Linked DNA regions of Mus musculus: region 2 is linked to region 1. Evidence: chromatin loops called from intact Hi-C (ENCODE). Cell type or tissue: heart. All regions are shown on one strand.

Region 1 (8,000 bases):
ACATCCAAGGCCGGGTGTGGCGGCGTACTCCTTTAATCCCAGCACTCGGAGACAGAGGCAGGCAGATTTCTGAGTTCGAGGCCAGCCTGGTCTACAAAGTGAGTTCCAGGACAGCCAGAGCTATACAGAGAAACCCTGTCTTGAACCCCCCCCCCCAAAAAATATAACATCCAGGAAGCACACACTCGACAAAAAAAAAGTATTAACCTTAGATCTGCCTGTTTACTTTAACAAGTGATCATGCTGTTTTCTCACAGTTGTGACTTCTTAGAACTTTTGTGTATCATACTTCTGAAGAAGACAGTGATAAACATAAAAACTACAAAGAGCCTCAAAGAATCGGGTCTTTTGTGTGTCAAAGGGCCCAAGGTTTTCTAATGAAGTTGCATGTTTCTTTTGCTCTAGGTTTTGAGCATGATCTGAGAGGTTGTGTTTATTTGTACATGTGTGTGCACACATGCATGCGGATGTACCTGCTTGGGTATGAACATGCGTGTGGAAACCAGTGGCTGATATTAGGTGTTTATGTCTGTTGTTTTCCACCCTACTTTCTTTTAAAAGATTGATTTATTTTTATTTATATGTATGTTTTGTCTGCATGTTCATAAGTACACTAGACACACACTTGGTGCCTATAGAGTCAACAAAAGGGTGCTGGACCCCCTGAATCTCGAGTTATAGAGACAGTGGTAAGCTGCCATGTGGACACTGGGAAGTAAACAAAGGTCCTTTTTGAGACATGGTTTCTCACTGAACTTGGAATTTATTCACTCAACTAGAATGAAGGGCTAAAGCTTGGCATTGCAGAGCACACATTTAATTCCACATTGGAGACTCAAAGGCAGGCAGAGCTTTGTGAGTTCAAGACCAGTCTAGACTACTTGGGAGTATTCTAGGCCATCTGGGGCTACATGGTAAGATCCTGTCTCAAGAAGAAGGAGGAGGAGGAGGAGGAGAAGAAGAAGAGAAAAAGAAGAAAAGGAAGAAAAAGAAGGGGAGAAATGGAGAGAGCCTCTCTGTTTTGACTGTGAGAAAACCAAGGTCTATGAGACCTTTCTCAGATTCTTGTGGCATCCGGGATCCTATTTTTTCGATACTGATTTTTATTTCTAGCTGAATAGTCCATTAAGTAGAACTAGCACAGTTCTTTGAAGGAACAAAAAAGGTGTCTGGTGAAATTGAATATGTAATCCTTTACATCATCCCATTTCTCCAAAGTTTCACAATGAGCAGTGTATTAAAACGGGCAAAGGAGAAGAATAACGTAAGAGTTCACAATGGGCAGACAAATGCGTGCTCCCATTGGACTGGACCCGCTGACTTCACCTTTCAGGGAGGGTTGAGCCAGCTGATAGATGGCCTTTACATCCTGTTCTGATTCACTAACCAGACTCTGGGACAATCAGGAGTCAGCACTAAGTGTTTGGTTTCAGGTCAGAGCTGCATCTGTTCCTGAGTACCCTAGTCCTTTCTAGGATTGAGGTTGAAAATAAATGCCTGCCTATATTTCTTGAATTAACCCACAGAGACCAATTAAACTCACATCTTCAGGGATTGAGGCACGCCGCCACGAGAACTGATGGAAATCATGCTGGGTTAATTAGAATATGCAGGTACAGTGGAGGGTGACTTTAATAGTGGCAAGTTGCCATTATCATAAGGAAGCAAGCAGTTTTCACTTCTAGGTCTCCCGTCTAAGTTGGTGGCACCTAGGTTTCTACTTCTCCTCACCTAAAAACACACAGTTTTAAGCGTGGAAGCAGATTTCGTCTACAGAAGGATGCAGTGCCCACTTTTGAATCTTCTCTAAAGATGTTGATTGTGATAGGAGCACTAGTTGAGATATTCCAGAACATCACAAAACCAGCATTGTATTTAGCCCACATTTTGTTCTGATATTTGGAAGGAAGGGGGAAACACAGGAGTTCTCAAATGTGATCTTCCTGTGCTGAATCATGTTTCGTGGGGTGAAGCACCACTGGGCGCTGTAAGGTGTTCAGAATCACGCAAGACTTTCACTTGCTTGACACCGGTGGCACTCCCCTTTCCATTGTGACAACCAAATCCAGACAAAAGAACATCACGGTGTCCCAGACATTTCTTTCAAAGGGAGAGGTAGCAAGAGACAAAAGTAGGCAAACAATAATCCCGGAGGTTAATCCATTAGAGTCAAAACCGCTGTCAAGAGAAGTAAAATTTCCAGTCTAGTCACCCTTGACAGCTGCTTCCTCTTGAAAAGCTTTTCTTTCTCGTCATGACTGTCACCGGTTTTAAGGAATGCAACTGTCTGTAACTCAAGAAAACTGGGGTGTCAAGTTAGGAGTTGTTTAGATCTCTGGGTATGGCCCGGGAAGAAGACAGGAAGATAAGTGGAATTACCACAAGCTTTAGGTTTTGTAATCTCTCACGACCTCTTTTTCACTCCCTCTCACTTGCCCTGTTTTTTGATGCCAGGCTTGTGTGCGGTTCAGACGAATCCAGCTTTAGTCCATTCCGTGATTAATCCCTTTAGGAAAGATGACTAAAATCAATCTGGGTATAATATCCCGCCAAGGTGAATAGAGTCTTGGGACTCTGTGAAGACAGTGCCTTTTCAGTTCGGACGGTCTCTGTCTTGGGCTACTAGAATTTTGAATAGAAAAATCTAACACAATCTTTAAAACAATTATCCAGAACAGCTACAATGAAACGAAATGTGGAAATGTGGGGGTGATAGAGGCACTTTGGGAAGTCACCTGGTCCAAACGTGGTTAAAGCCCTAAATTTAATCATGGTTGGAGAATCCATGATTATTATTGTGAACTTACAAACTGCTACCTAGTGTTTGAGGTGGACAACTTGGACTTTGGCTGTGTACCCCGTGATGCTCAAATCCAGTCTTCCACTTAGCAGCTTTCTATGCACAGAGTACTGATATTTCTGCTACTAATGTTGTTCACCTGTGAAGCATGTCTCTCATTGGGATACTGTAGAGATCTAATGTCTCTCACTATTTGAAGAAATTCAAATGAGCTTTGAAACTGTAAAAAAATATTAACATATGGGCTGGAGAGATGGTTCAGCATTTAAGAGCACTGACTGCTCTTCTGAAGGTCCTGAGTTCAAATTCCAGCAACCACATGGTGGCTCACAACCATCTGAAATGAGATCTGACGCCCTCTTCTGGTGTGTCTGAAGACAGCTATAATAAATAATAATAGATACAATAATAAATAAATCTTTGGTTTGAGCAAGCAGGGCAGACCAGAGTGAGCAGAGGTCCCGAATTTAATTCGCAGCAACCATATGATGGCTCACCCATCTGAACAGCTACAATGTACTCACATACATAAAAATAAATAAATCTTTAAAAAATATTAACATATAACTTGGTTTTGAATATCTTAAAGCTTTAGGAATTAAAAAAATAAAAACTACCTTTTCTCAAGTAACTTAGAGGAATCTCCTGGCTTTCAGTAAGATCTTCAACAGGCATGATAAAAAAGGACTATTCCACAGTGATTTGTTTGTTTCTTGGGGGTGTCATTCTACCTACACCTTTGTTCTGTGTTAACTACATCAATCTGCTCACCATCTAAGCTCCCTAAGGAACGTTGGCGTCTACCTGGGCCTTGCATGAGCTTGGAACTCACTAATTTCCTCTCCTTTCCAGGATGAGCATCATAGACAAGCCCAACAACACAGAAGGGAAGGTTTTAGAAAAGAGAGTGGGAATTCAATTCTGAATCTACGTAAATAAATCCTTGTAAACATGATTTTATATGTTTTTGCCTTATAAAGTCAACATGTCACTATTTACAGATACTGGAAAAACTTTTGGTTTTTCATGCTTAAACATTTCTCTATGTACAGGTTTGTAGCTTGTTGCCTTAAAAAGCAATGTGTCATTGCTGGGCGTGGTGGCACACTCCTTTAATCCCAGTACTCGGGAGGCAGAGGAAGACGGATTTCTGAGTTCGAGGCCAGCCTGGTCTACAAAGTGAGTTCCAGGACAGCCAGGGCTATACAGAGAAACCCTGTCTAGAAAAACAAACCAAAAAAAAAAAAAAAAAAAAAAAAAAAACCCTCAAAAAAACAAAACAAAACAAAACAACAACAAAAAAGGCAATGTGTCTTTGAAGCAAAATGTCTTTAAAAAGCAAAATGTCTCCTTGACACATTATCTTAGAGTCATTATCTAAAGTCATGCAATGACTAAGTACAAAAAAGCAATAATTTAAACAAATCCAACTCAATATAATTTTATCATGTCTCTAAAATTCAAATCTAATACTTAGTTTTAAGATATTTAACTCTGATTTTTATGCTAGTTTTGTTTTAAGGCAGTTTTGATTTTCTACTTATAAAGCTTTCAGATTCCCTCATTGAGAGCAAAGGGTCTCATATAGGAGGACATTCAAAGATGATTGACGGATCAGGCAAACCTTAGCAGGGCCCTTGACATTCCAGGAATAGTCTACCCGGAATCCCAGTAGCCAAAATTCCCAAGGCTGCCATGCTTGGGATTTTTGGATCCTAGATATCTACTGAGTCACCGTTCATCCACATCAGATACATCACAAATGGCAATGCCTACTTGCATGTACCAGATTTTTGTCTTTGAACTGATGTCATTCCAACTGGAAGGCCAAAGAACAGCTTTGAAGTAGGGATCTGAGGTTTAAGCTATAGCTGTTATGTTCTGGATAGCCATATGACACATTGAACTTGGACCTTAGCATCAGACCAGGTAGGGTAGAGAGTAGGCCATAAATGTTGCTTACAAACAGTGGGGTTCATTATTATTAATATCTATAAAGAAAAAGAGGCCTCTGCAAAACACGAGGCCAGTGCTTTTAGATACAAAGAGAACCATTTTCCTGTTCCTGTTGTAGGAAAAGGTTTAAACCTGTGGATGGTGACACCATTATAGTCAAATTCAAATTTCAGGAAAGAGGGATATGACTCCAGGAATCTCGTCCCACCCATGACTGACTGGTGAGAGGCTTACATAGACCTATTGCAGGCAGCCATAGCTGCTGTGAGCATAAGACTGTATTGGCTAGGCTAAGCTCAGGACACAGCCTTTTCCCATGTCTTCAGGCTCTCACACACTTCCTGTCCCACCTCCCACATGGCACTGAGCCTTTGAAGTCCGCTACCAGTATTCCCCTTAGGGCTAAACATTAACTACTCCTTATTCCAAATCTTGAGCTTTTTGCTCTTGATTTAATTTAGAACAGTAATTTGAAGATATGAATGGAATTTTATTTCTGTCTTGGGAACACTGCAGCTCTAAAATTAAAACAGATACTAAAAATTAATTAAAAGTGTCTTCTATTGGACTTTAAACAGCACAAAATTAGGATTTGAATCGCATGCAGTTTCATTTGAAGAACGATTAAAAACAAAGAACACGTGATCTTGAAATTTCTCGCTGCTTCTGCCTGCTGTTATGATAAAATGAAGGAAAGAGTGGAGAATAATTTAGTGTCATTTAGACACACAAAATTTCGTGTGCTCGTGGTGTGTGATTGGCACACTTACATCAAAACATTTCTTACTGTGTCGAGGGACTGTTTTGGAAATATTATAAGAAAAATATCAGTCAAGTACCTATGAACACTGAGCATCTATGATTACTCATGTTCTTCCAAACTCATAGAACACTTCCCTGTGCATTTGGTTTGATGATTTTCTTCCTCCTTCTGTTGCTATTTATGCCATCCTAGATCCCATAGACATTTTGGGAGAATGATATCTACTCCAACCACGTATAACGCCCATCATACCTACACTAGAAATTAATAAGTGGGAATGACAACCTGATCTTCATATCAGTTTTCCAGAATTATCACCCACCAATAAACTCACACTATCAGGACACAGATCTTGGAAACCAAATTCTGTGTATGTGGAAGTCCAAAAGAATGACATACAGTCTTGCCCCAGGAGGGCGAACGTGTGACTTCAAAGCCACCAACGGAGCTTTTGCTTTATCTGGGATCAAGGATCCTGTATGGATAAAAGGCAAAGGAAGTCATTCACCTTGAACAAAAATATTTTCCTAAAATAGAGTCTTGCTATCTAAAGCTTCTTTAATTCCTTGGGTTTTGCCCTATGAAATCATTTTCCTTGAAGTTAAATCATTTCAAATCCCATAATAACAATTTGAGGGAGAGCTAGATTGCCATAGAAAACATAAGAGTATGGTGGAGTTCTAAGTCTAGCATTAAGGAGATTTGACCTGGTTAGGAAATCCATTCATGAAAGCAGTGTGGTTAGAGTTGGTGGGGAGCCATCCTGCTGAAGGAGCTAAGAGCACACAGGGAGAGCAGTTTTCTACAGCTCTGTGCTGCTGTAACTGGGGGACCAGCAGCTATCATACCTGGTTTACTTTAGCTGAAGCACGCTTTTCACATGTGCAAATCTCATGTTTCTGCTTGTATGTTTGTCTTTAGGAAGGAAAGCAGAGTCTGTGGGAGGAAGTATCAAAACTGGTCTACACACGCGTTCCTCAGTGGGGGAGAACCCTGTAATATAACAGAGTGGGACTCAGTTGCTGATTTATGTAATGTCTACAGAATTTCTTACTGCCCTGACCTTCTCTCATTCTTTGCCTCAGACTCCACAGCTCTAACAGGGATTGTGGTTTCTGTGAAGAAAAAAAAAAAAAAGATTAAAAAATGTAAATATATCTACAAATGTAAAACTTCAGAATTTCAAAATGTGATAAGATATTTTGTCACCCTATAGGTTTGATTTGATTTATTTAAAAGCTTCACCATTCTCTTGATAGTAGCTGACAGATCCATTCCTATTCCCATATGCTTTCTGCTATTTTAAAAGAAACAGTACACAATTGCCTCAGAGAAGCACCATGTGTTTCCCAAGTGTAGATCTGAAAACTATCCATCTGGCCACGCTGGCGTCTTTCTGAATTGTATGTGACTGAAAAAAAAATGTCTTCAACATTTTGAGACTCTTTGGCTAGATAAAGATGAGAATAAGACGACTTCCCTCCTGCCAGTTCCAGAAAATCAAATCTGGTCCTATAGCTTAGAGTTCATCGCCCACCTACCACTTGGGAGCTCCCCAGTCACCTGCCAGGGCACACCACACCCCTAGTGAATTCCTGGGCAGTGCAGTCTCTATGTCTGGCACTAGACTCTGTTTATACTGGTTTGATTAAAGCAGTGTTTTAAGGTTGGCTCTCCTATGATCTGTGAGATCCTAAGATGGAGACAAATGACCCACAATGCAATTCAGCTCTGCAAAGTGTTACGCAGTGTTAGAGAGACTAACCCAGGAGCAGCAGAGATATTCCCAGTTAAGAAGAGAGAGGATTTACTCTGTCGTCTCAGTGGGAAGATAGAAACTGAACAATCAAGATGCAAAGATGATGCCGGTGAGGAGAGAAGATAGCAGTGTCTGAAAACTCACGCAGACAAAACCAAGTTTGGAAATACAAAGTGCCTTAAATATTGGTCTTATAGAACATAAATATTCAAAATCATTTTCTAGATTTTTGAAATTATTATTCAAATGTCTTTAGAACTTCAAAAACACATTTATTTATTTATTTATTCATTCATTCATTCATTCATTCATTCATTCATGTGTTGGCATGAATGTGCTAGGGGGAGCATGTGTATGTATGAGGCAAACTTGTGGGAGTTGGCTTTCTCCATTTACCATGTTGGATACAGGCCATCAAGCTTGGCAGTGAGTGCCTTTACCCACTGAGCTATCTTGTCATCTTGCTGGCCCCAACATGTACATTCTTATGAGAATAATACTCACTTATGAGAGAGTAATTCTTAAATTATGGGCTAGGTACAATGCTATGGATCTCTCCCTCCCCAACTTCTCTCAGCTACCATTTATTATCGCTATACAGTCATCTATCCTTCTATACCTTCTTTGTTATTATTTTTTTACAGCAAAATGTTACTTGAATTAATCCTATAAATAAAAGCTTTTTCTCCCCTCAAAATTTTTTTGGAAATAGATAATAACAT
Region 2 (8,000 bases), 130 kb after region 1:
CAGTGCAGTATGTAAAGGCTCCTGCCATCAAGGCCGGAGATCTGAGTTCAATCTCTAAAACCCACATGCTAGACCGAACTGATGCTCACCCGGCCTCTGACCTCGGGCATGCGCATCATCGGCTGTCTCTGCATCCTTTTTCTGTCTCTTTGTTTCTTTCACGTGTGTACACATATTACCCCAAATAAACAAGTCAATGTAAAAAAGTTAAATAAAATATGTCACATCAATATTAAATCAGTGTGTTAGTACAGACCCTGAGATATGCATACATTTTTTAACCAAATAATATATGAAATACACATGGATTCAAACAGACAGCAACCAGGAAGCTAACCCAAGACCAATAGGGCAACATATATAGTTTTAGAAAAGCTTTGTATCTTAAAGGTTTAGTTTTAAAAATAGAATGAAGTACTGGTTGCAATGGCCCTTTGAAAACAAAATGCAGAGTTTGGAATTAAGAACTCCTTCACATGAACTCAGGATCTGGGGAGTCGGTTCAACAACAAAACAGTAAATTAGAAAAACCCATTGGAAAGCAAAAACAACTACGGAGTTACAGTTCCTGTTTTACAGTTGTTGGTTTCCATAAAACACTGAGGGGGAAGAAAAGCCAGCCAGAATCTGCAGCAGAGGTCAGCTTTCATCTAAGCATAAAAACAATCAGACACACGTGCCTTTTACCTGGTCTGAGAAGCCCTGGGGGGATGAAAAAATGTGTAGCCAAATTCGAGAGTGCCCACCAGGGAAGACCACATTCTTCATGCAGGTCTCCGGCCACCTGAGGTACAGAACTGGAAAAGAACGAGCTCGCTCTTCAATAACAAACAAAAGTCCAGCCATGCCATTCTGTGAGAAGGGGAGTGGGAGCCCAAAGGTTGAGTTAGACCTCGCTGCTTTTAGCATATTAGATATTTAAATTACCAGTCAGAGAAGGAACAGGATGAGAGAGAGAGAGAGAGAGAGAGAGAGAGAGAGAGAGAGAGATTGTTTGTTGTAGTGGGAAGGGAAAGATTGGCTCACAGCCAAGTGGATTAAGTTGTAAAGTTGTTCTGATAGATCTATAGAAAACTCTGGAGAAACAAACAAAAAAAAAAAAATAGAAAGAAAAGAAAAAAGAAAAAAATACAACACATAGATCATTTCTGGAAATCACATGGGCATCAAGTCATAAAGGAAATGCCAATTTTCCTCAGAAAATGTGTGTCATAAAAACTTTTCTCAGCTGGGTATGGTGGTACCTGTCTTGGTTCTAGTACTCAGGAGGCTGGTCTGTGTGGGCCAGCCTGGTCTCTCTAGCAAATTTCAGGCAAGAGAGAGCTATGTAGTAAGACCCTGTCTTAAACACACACACACTCACACACACACAGAACCATAAAACAAAAACCAAATACTGTTCTCTAATGATAATACATAAGTTCAAGAAAAATACAATTTTTGAAAGTTTTGTGAAATTCTGAAACTGATACAAATCAAATAGTTTATATAAATACTATAATGCTAAGAACACTACTCTTTCTTGTTGTGTTTTTCTGGGTTATTTTGTGTATGTGCATGCATGTGTGCGTCTGTTCATGAAAGAGAGAAAGAGAGAGGGGCAGAGAAAGGGAAAGAGACAGAGGGAGACAGAGGCAGCCTGGGAGTGTGTGTGTGTTTCTTTGAGACAGGGTCTTAGTACTGCAGATTGGCCTCAAACTTGCTATGTCGTCCTAGCTGGTCATAAACTCCTGGTATCCCTGTCTCCACCTTCTGAGCACTGGATTACAGCATGAGTCACCAAACCAGAGGCATGCCCTTATGTGTGTTTCTTTGGGGTTCTGTCGCAGCTTCTAAAAGCTCTATACATACAAATAGGGATTTCTAGACTAAAGGCCAGTGTTAGAGAGAATACTAAATTTCAGCTTCCTAAAGTGGTTGGACCAATTTATACTCATTGGCAATACTAAATGTAGCATTATTTATAGCTATTATTCCTCAAATAATTATAAAGTATGGCATGAAATATAAAGAAAGTTAAAATTAGGCTGTTTTCAAATGGCACCATTAAAGAAGGCTTACTGAAGTGAAAGCACTGATTCTGGGCCTTGGTATAAGAGATTATTCCAAAGCTCTAGGAAGAACTTTCTTACAGAGGGAAAATAATGTTCAAAGACCTCATTCAAAAAGTAAGAGCAGGTGCTGTAACTAACATGCCTTCAACAAAATAGACTCAGAGCTATTTTATTAAGATAAAATTATCTTATGATAATTTTAGCAGCGTTATTTCTACTGTTCTACAAAAGTTGTGTGTGTAGATAAAATTATGGTCTTTAGATGTGTGCAACCATTTAATCGTTTGTAATATTTAAAATACCTGAAAAGTATAAATCTGAACTTCAAGGAAAAAATGTCTAATACCTCTCCTATAATACTTAAGGTTCTTCAAGTGAAGAAGAGATAGCTTCAATAGAATGGCCAACACTGGAGGCCTGCCTTCCTTTCTTTTCCCTTTCTTTTCCCTTTCTTTCTTCCTTCCTTTCTTTCTCTCTTTCTTTCTTTCTTTCTTTCTTTCTTTCTTTCTTTCTTTCTTTCTTTCTTTCTTCCTTCCTTCCTTCCTTCCTCCCTTTCTCTCTCTCTCTCTCTCTCTCTCTCTCTCTCTCTCTTTCCTTCTGATACAAGAATAAAAAAATATTTATTTATCAAATCCAATTGTAGCTCCTTACATGCCAGTTAACATGAGGCTCACTGTGAGTCCATTTCATGTGTGAATTGGATTTATCAAAACATTCCTAGAAATATTCTTACACAATGAAGCATTTATCTGTAACCTCTCAACCTTCCTAGTCTCCTAGTTGCTTTGATGGCATTCACCGAAGCGTCTCACTTCATCTGCATTTAAATTCTAAATTCAAATCTCCACAGAACTTTTCTATTGTTATTTGAACCTCAAAAGTAAAGAAATAACAAGCAAATAAAAGATTTTAAAAACCCATGAGATTTCAGGCCAGCACTACCATATCTCCATTTTCTAGACAAAGAGGTGCCACCTAACCTCACTAAACTTCAAATTTCTCACCTGCAGATCAGGATGTATTGCAGACCCCAACACCTTTTCTCATCTTCTCACATAAAATGAAATAATAAAATAGTGATTGGAAGAGGTGAAAGACTAGAATATACCATAAAAAGCTATTTTTGTTTCATCATAAAATGCAATGTATCTGTACCTTATATTGCAGGACTTGTGCACATAGTCAATTTCAAACTTTGCTTCCTTCTCAACTGTAATGATTTGGGAGCAGAAAAACACTGAACCTAACACCTCAGAGGGTTGCTTTGTTTTGTTTTGTTTTAATCTCTTAGGTTATTTCGGCCTTCTCTAGCAAGGACTCCATTGAAGTAGAAACTCCCCTAGAAATGGGAACAAAACACCCATGGAAGGAGTTACAAAGACAAAGTTTGGAGCTGAGACGAAAGGATGGACCATCTAGAGACTGCCATATCCGGGGATCCATCCCATAATCAGCTCCCAAACGCTGACACCATTGCATATACTAGCAAGATTTTGCTGAAAGGACCCAGATATAGCTGTCTCTTGTGAGACAATGCCGGGGCCTAGCAAACACAGAAGTGGATGCTCACAGTCAGCTAATGGATGGATCACAGGGCCCCCAATGGAGGAGCTAGAGAAAGTACCCAAGGAGCTAAAGGGTCTGCAACCCTATAGGTGGAACAACATTATGAACTAACCAGTACCCCGGAGCTCTGGACTCTAGCTGCATATGTATCAAAAGATGGCCTAGTCGGCCATCACTGGAAAGAGAGGCCCATTGGACTTGCAAACTTTATATGCCCCAGTACAGGGGAATGCCAGGGCCAAAAAGTGGGAGTGGGTGGGTAGGGGAGTGGGGGGGAGGGTATGGGGGACTTTTCGGATAGCATTGGAAATTTAAATGAGGAAAATACCTAATAAAAAAATATTTAAAAAAAAGAAAGAAAGAAACTCCCCACCTGACTGTCTCACCGGAGTCCCAGCTCCCTAAGTGAGGTAAGTATAAGAAGGATCTTGTCTATTCAGGCAACATCATAGCCAGTCTCCTGGAGTTAAAGCAGTCCCCCACTTCTCTTTGGACTAGCCCTCAACTAAAGGGAACACACTTTACCTGTCTCTGTATTGATCTCTATCCTTTCGGCACCTGTTTGTGACTTTAAGTAGCTGATGTCCCCCTGGTCTCTCACAGTCCAGCCATGATCCAGGCCTTCGTACACTGCATCTCAGCTACATGTCATCTCTCACTTTCTGTATGTCTTCTACAAGATAGGGGATGGCAAAAGACCTTTCCTATTTCTCTTTCCCTCTTTTAGATGTTATTTACTTTTAAATGTAGGGATATTTTGGTTGCATGTGTAAATATGTACCATGTGAGTGTGGTGTCCATAGGGGCAAGAAGAGGGCATGGGACCCTGCAGAATCAGAATGGCCGACAGTGGTGAGCCATCAGGTAGGTGCCCTCTAGAAGAATAGCCAGTGCTGTTCCATCCCTCCAAAGCCCTCTCTCTTTTTTTTCTTTTCTTTTATTGGATATTTTCTTTATTTACGTTTCAAATGTAATCCCCTTTCCTGGTTTCCCCTCTGGAAATCCCCTATCCCATCCTCCCTCTCCCTGCTTCTGTGAGGGTGCTCCACCACCCACCCACCCACTCCCGCCTCCCTGCCCTGGCATTCCCCTACACTGGGGCATCAAGCTTTCTCAGGACCAAGGGCCTCCCCTCCCATTGATGCCTGACAAGGCCATCCTCGCTACATATGCGGCTGGAGCCATGCGTCCCTCCATGTGTACACTTTGGTTGGCGGTTTAGTTCCTGGGAGCTCTGGTGGGTCTGGTTAGTTCACATTGTTGTTCTTCCTATGGAGTTGCAAACCCCTTCAGCTTCTTCAGTTCTTTCTAACTCCTCCATGTGGTCCCCGTGCTCAGTTCAATGATTGGCTGTGAGCATCCGCATCTGTATTTGTCAGGCTCTGGCAGTCTTCTTTCTTAGGCTCCTAACTGGAATTACTGTGAACTGTTCCCCATGGTATTCACTTTGCTTCTTGATACCTTCTATGAATAAAGGGAAATATATTTGTATGTCTCATCACCATTCCAGTCTCCTATAAGTCTGACCACACAATACCCAAGAGACAATGAGTGCTACTTATTTTTGTATTAACAGCACATAGTCAAATGTTGGCTTGACGTTGACCCTCAGTGGAAGTTGACTGAGTAAGTAAACAATTGAACTCTCTGAATTTCTAAGTTGAAGAAAATGAATTGCAATGCTTTATCCATATTAAACAGTCAGAGGTTTAGTTGGGAGCATGTGAAGAGCCTTGTTACAGCATCATACCTTAAATGGATGGCATTATAACTCATAGTGATACACTAGGAAGAGAAGCAAGAAGACAAAGGAATTAAACCTCTGTCAGTGAAGAGTCAAATTCATGAAAGACATCCAAAGACAATTGTTTATAATTAAGTACAGCTATTTTTTCCTTTTTATATACTATAAAATCATTAATCCTAAAATGTCTACATGGGAATAAAAAAAAAAGTTTTATTTCCACCACAATCAACTATTTATTGAGCTGAAATGTTTATAGACATTTTCCCCTACAGAAATGGAAAATTAGAGTTAGGCCATCTTGATAATAACATGTAAAAGTATCAGAAGAAATGAAAGCATGTTCACCTGAGGTGGTCACAGCTATAATCCAAGCACTATGTAGGTAGAGAGAGGACAGTTTCCAGGTCAATGTGGAGTACAGAGGAAGTTCAAGGTCAGCTTTACATAGAGAGAGCCAGTCACAAAAAAAGGGCTTCTGATGTAGCGCAGTGGTTGGATGCTTGCTTAGCCTGAACACGGTCCTGGGTTTGATCCTTCACACTGCAAAAAAACCAAACCAAAACAAAATCAGAGGTTTTCTAAAGCTCTTGCCATCCTGCTTCAACGATATAAAATTGGTTGTTTGTCAAAACTAATAAATAACTGAGGTTAACTGATCCGTTTAAAAAATGACCCACATTCAGAAATCCTACAGCTACAGAGAAACAACAGCTAAGGTTTTTAAGTTTATTTTTTACTCTTTGATAATTCTTTATGTATATTTTGATCATATTCATTCCCCTCCCCAGCTCCTCCCATGCCCTCCCTGCCTCCTGACTCACCTAACTTCTTGTGCTTTCTCCCCCGACCCTCACCATAAATACAAAATAAAACCCATGGAGTCCAGGTTGTGTTGGCTGGCTACTGTCACGAGAGAGGGGTTTGTCCAGAGTGTGGCCATCCTGTGGAAGACAGTTCACTGTCTGTCTCCCAGCAGCAGGAAACGGGATGTCGTGCCTACCCTCCTGTGTGCCGAGATTATGTCTAGCTTGAGTTTGTGCGGGTCTTGTGCATGCTACCACAGTCTCTGTGAGGTCATACGTGCATCTGCTCTGCTATGTCTGGAAGACATTCTTTCTTTGAAACCATCCATTGCTTCTGATTCTTACAATCTTTCTGCCTCCTCTTCTATGTAGACACGTTAGCTTCGAAATGAGGGATATAATATAAACATGTCACGTAGGATTCAGGGTCTCAAGGTCTCCTTTTCTCTGAGTGTTGATGAGCTGTGGGTTTCAGTGTTGACTGACGTCTACCACAAGAAGCCTCTGTGCAGGAGGAGCATCACACTGATCTAAAGTTCTGCTTCCAACTCCAGGTTCAGATTCCAAGTCTCAGATTGTCGTGGTGGGTGGGGCAGCTCCAGCTAAGAATTCTAAATCACAGCACACTCGATGGAAACAAACAAATAAAAAAAATTGAAGAACTATGGTTTACAAGTTTGGAAAGTTATTTTCATGTGTGTGTGTCTGTTTGTCTGTCTATAGGGTACATGCAGGCTGAGGCAGATCTACCTGGAGCTGGATTAAGCTGTAGGATTTGGCTGCTGGGAACCGTTCATGGATCCTCTGCAAGAGCAGCTTGTGCTTGCACCCATGGGGCCACCTCTCTAGCTCAGGAGAAGCCGTTTTAATGACCATTGGCAACATTAGTCTCAGGACACACACCGTGGAGAGAGGTGGAAATTTGGATCTGTTTGGCTATGTTTCTAAAGTGGATTTAAACAACCCTGCTTTGGGACATTGTGTTCTGTTACAGATCAAGGCATCAGACAGAATATTAGAGGAGCAAGCACATGCTAAGAATTAGGGTCCTTTTGCAGATGGTAAGCAAGACATCCACCATCCCCTCTGTGTTCCCAGCTGAACATCTTTTCATATGATTATCTTTCTGGGGAGGGGACTCTGAGACAAGTAACTTTGCTCCCAACGTTTCTGAGTTCTTATCCTTTAAACCAGTCCCAAGTAGGAACACTTAAGCACTAAGGCAATTACGGTGATGTCCTGAGGTATCAAAATCTGTTCCCAGAACCACCTTCCTGTGCAGATAGTAACAGCTATGGTGAGTGACACAGTAGGTGTGTGTGTGTGTGTGTGTGTGTGTGTGTGTGCGTGTGTGCGTGCATGTGCCTGTGCATGCGTGTGTCCTGTCAGGAAGGGAAAAACACTTGTAAAAGTCTTCCAAACTGAAAAAGGATCTGTGAATAGGCCTTTATGTAGGATATTTATGGGGATTTTGGTTTGTTTTCTGATTCTGTTTCAACTTTTAAGGAGTACCGTTAATGTGATTAATTAGCAAGAATTTATTGACTTGAAAAATCTCGACAGCCAACTATATATGATTTTTTTTAAATGTATTTTTTCAGGTGAAACTATAAACTGGAGGGCTAATTAAGACCTGCTGTTTCCTGAGACCTGGTGTGCACTGCGTCAGGAAGGAGAGGCTCAGGCAGTTTTACCTGAGGAGTCCCATGTAATCTTTTGAGAAAACCCCAATGTTCGATCCGTTCCCTCCAACACAGTCTCTACTTAAGACCCTCAGTGGATATAGACTTAAGTCTACCATAATCGTGAAGGGCAGCTGTGGAACTGGCT

The links. Peaks named below come from ENCODE experiments on the same cell type or tissue, not always from the same donor. Only the 100,000 strongest peaks of a DNase experiment are listed, where the experiment ranks them.
Region 2: it touches region 1 in a loop (2.1-fold over the local background); 4 of 42 quality-filtered maps call a loop at or near these places.

Annotation. Positions count from the first base shown.
Region 1 is chr14:105,720,159-105,728,158 of GRCm38, reverse strand. All of the region lies in intron 1 of Gm35967 (a long non-coding RNA gene), which reads left to right. Among named protein-coding and RNA genes, the nearest start is that of Gm35967, 4.2 kb to the left of the region's middle. In heart, no CTCF peak of the experiment used is centred here; no DNase peak of the experiment used is centred here.
Region 2 is chr14:105,591,488-105,599,487 of GRCm38, reverse strand. 9330188P03Rik (RIKEN cDNA 9330188P03 gene) reads right to left here. Exons shown (of 3, transcript NR_102319.1): 2 at 6,189-6,796; 3 at 5,559-5,907. Among named protein-coding and RNA genes, the nearest start is that of 9330188P03Rik, 5.9 kb to the right of the region's middle. In heart, no CTCF peak of the experiment used is centred here; no DNase peak of the experiment used is centred here.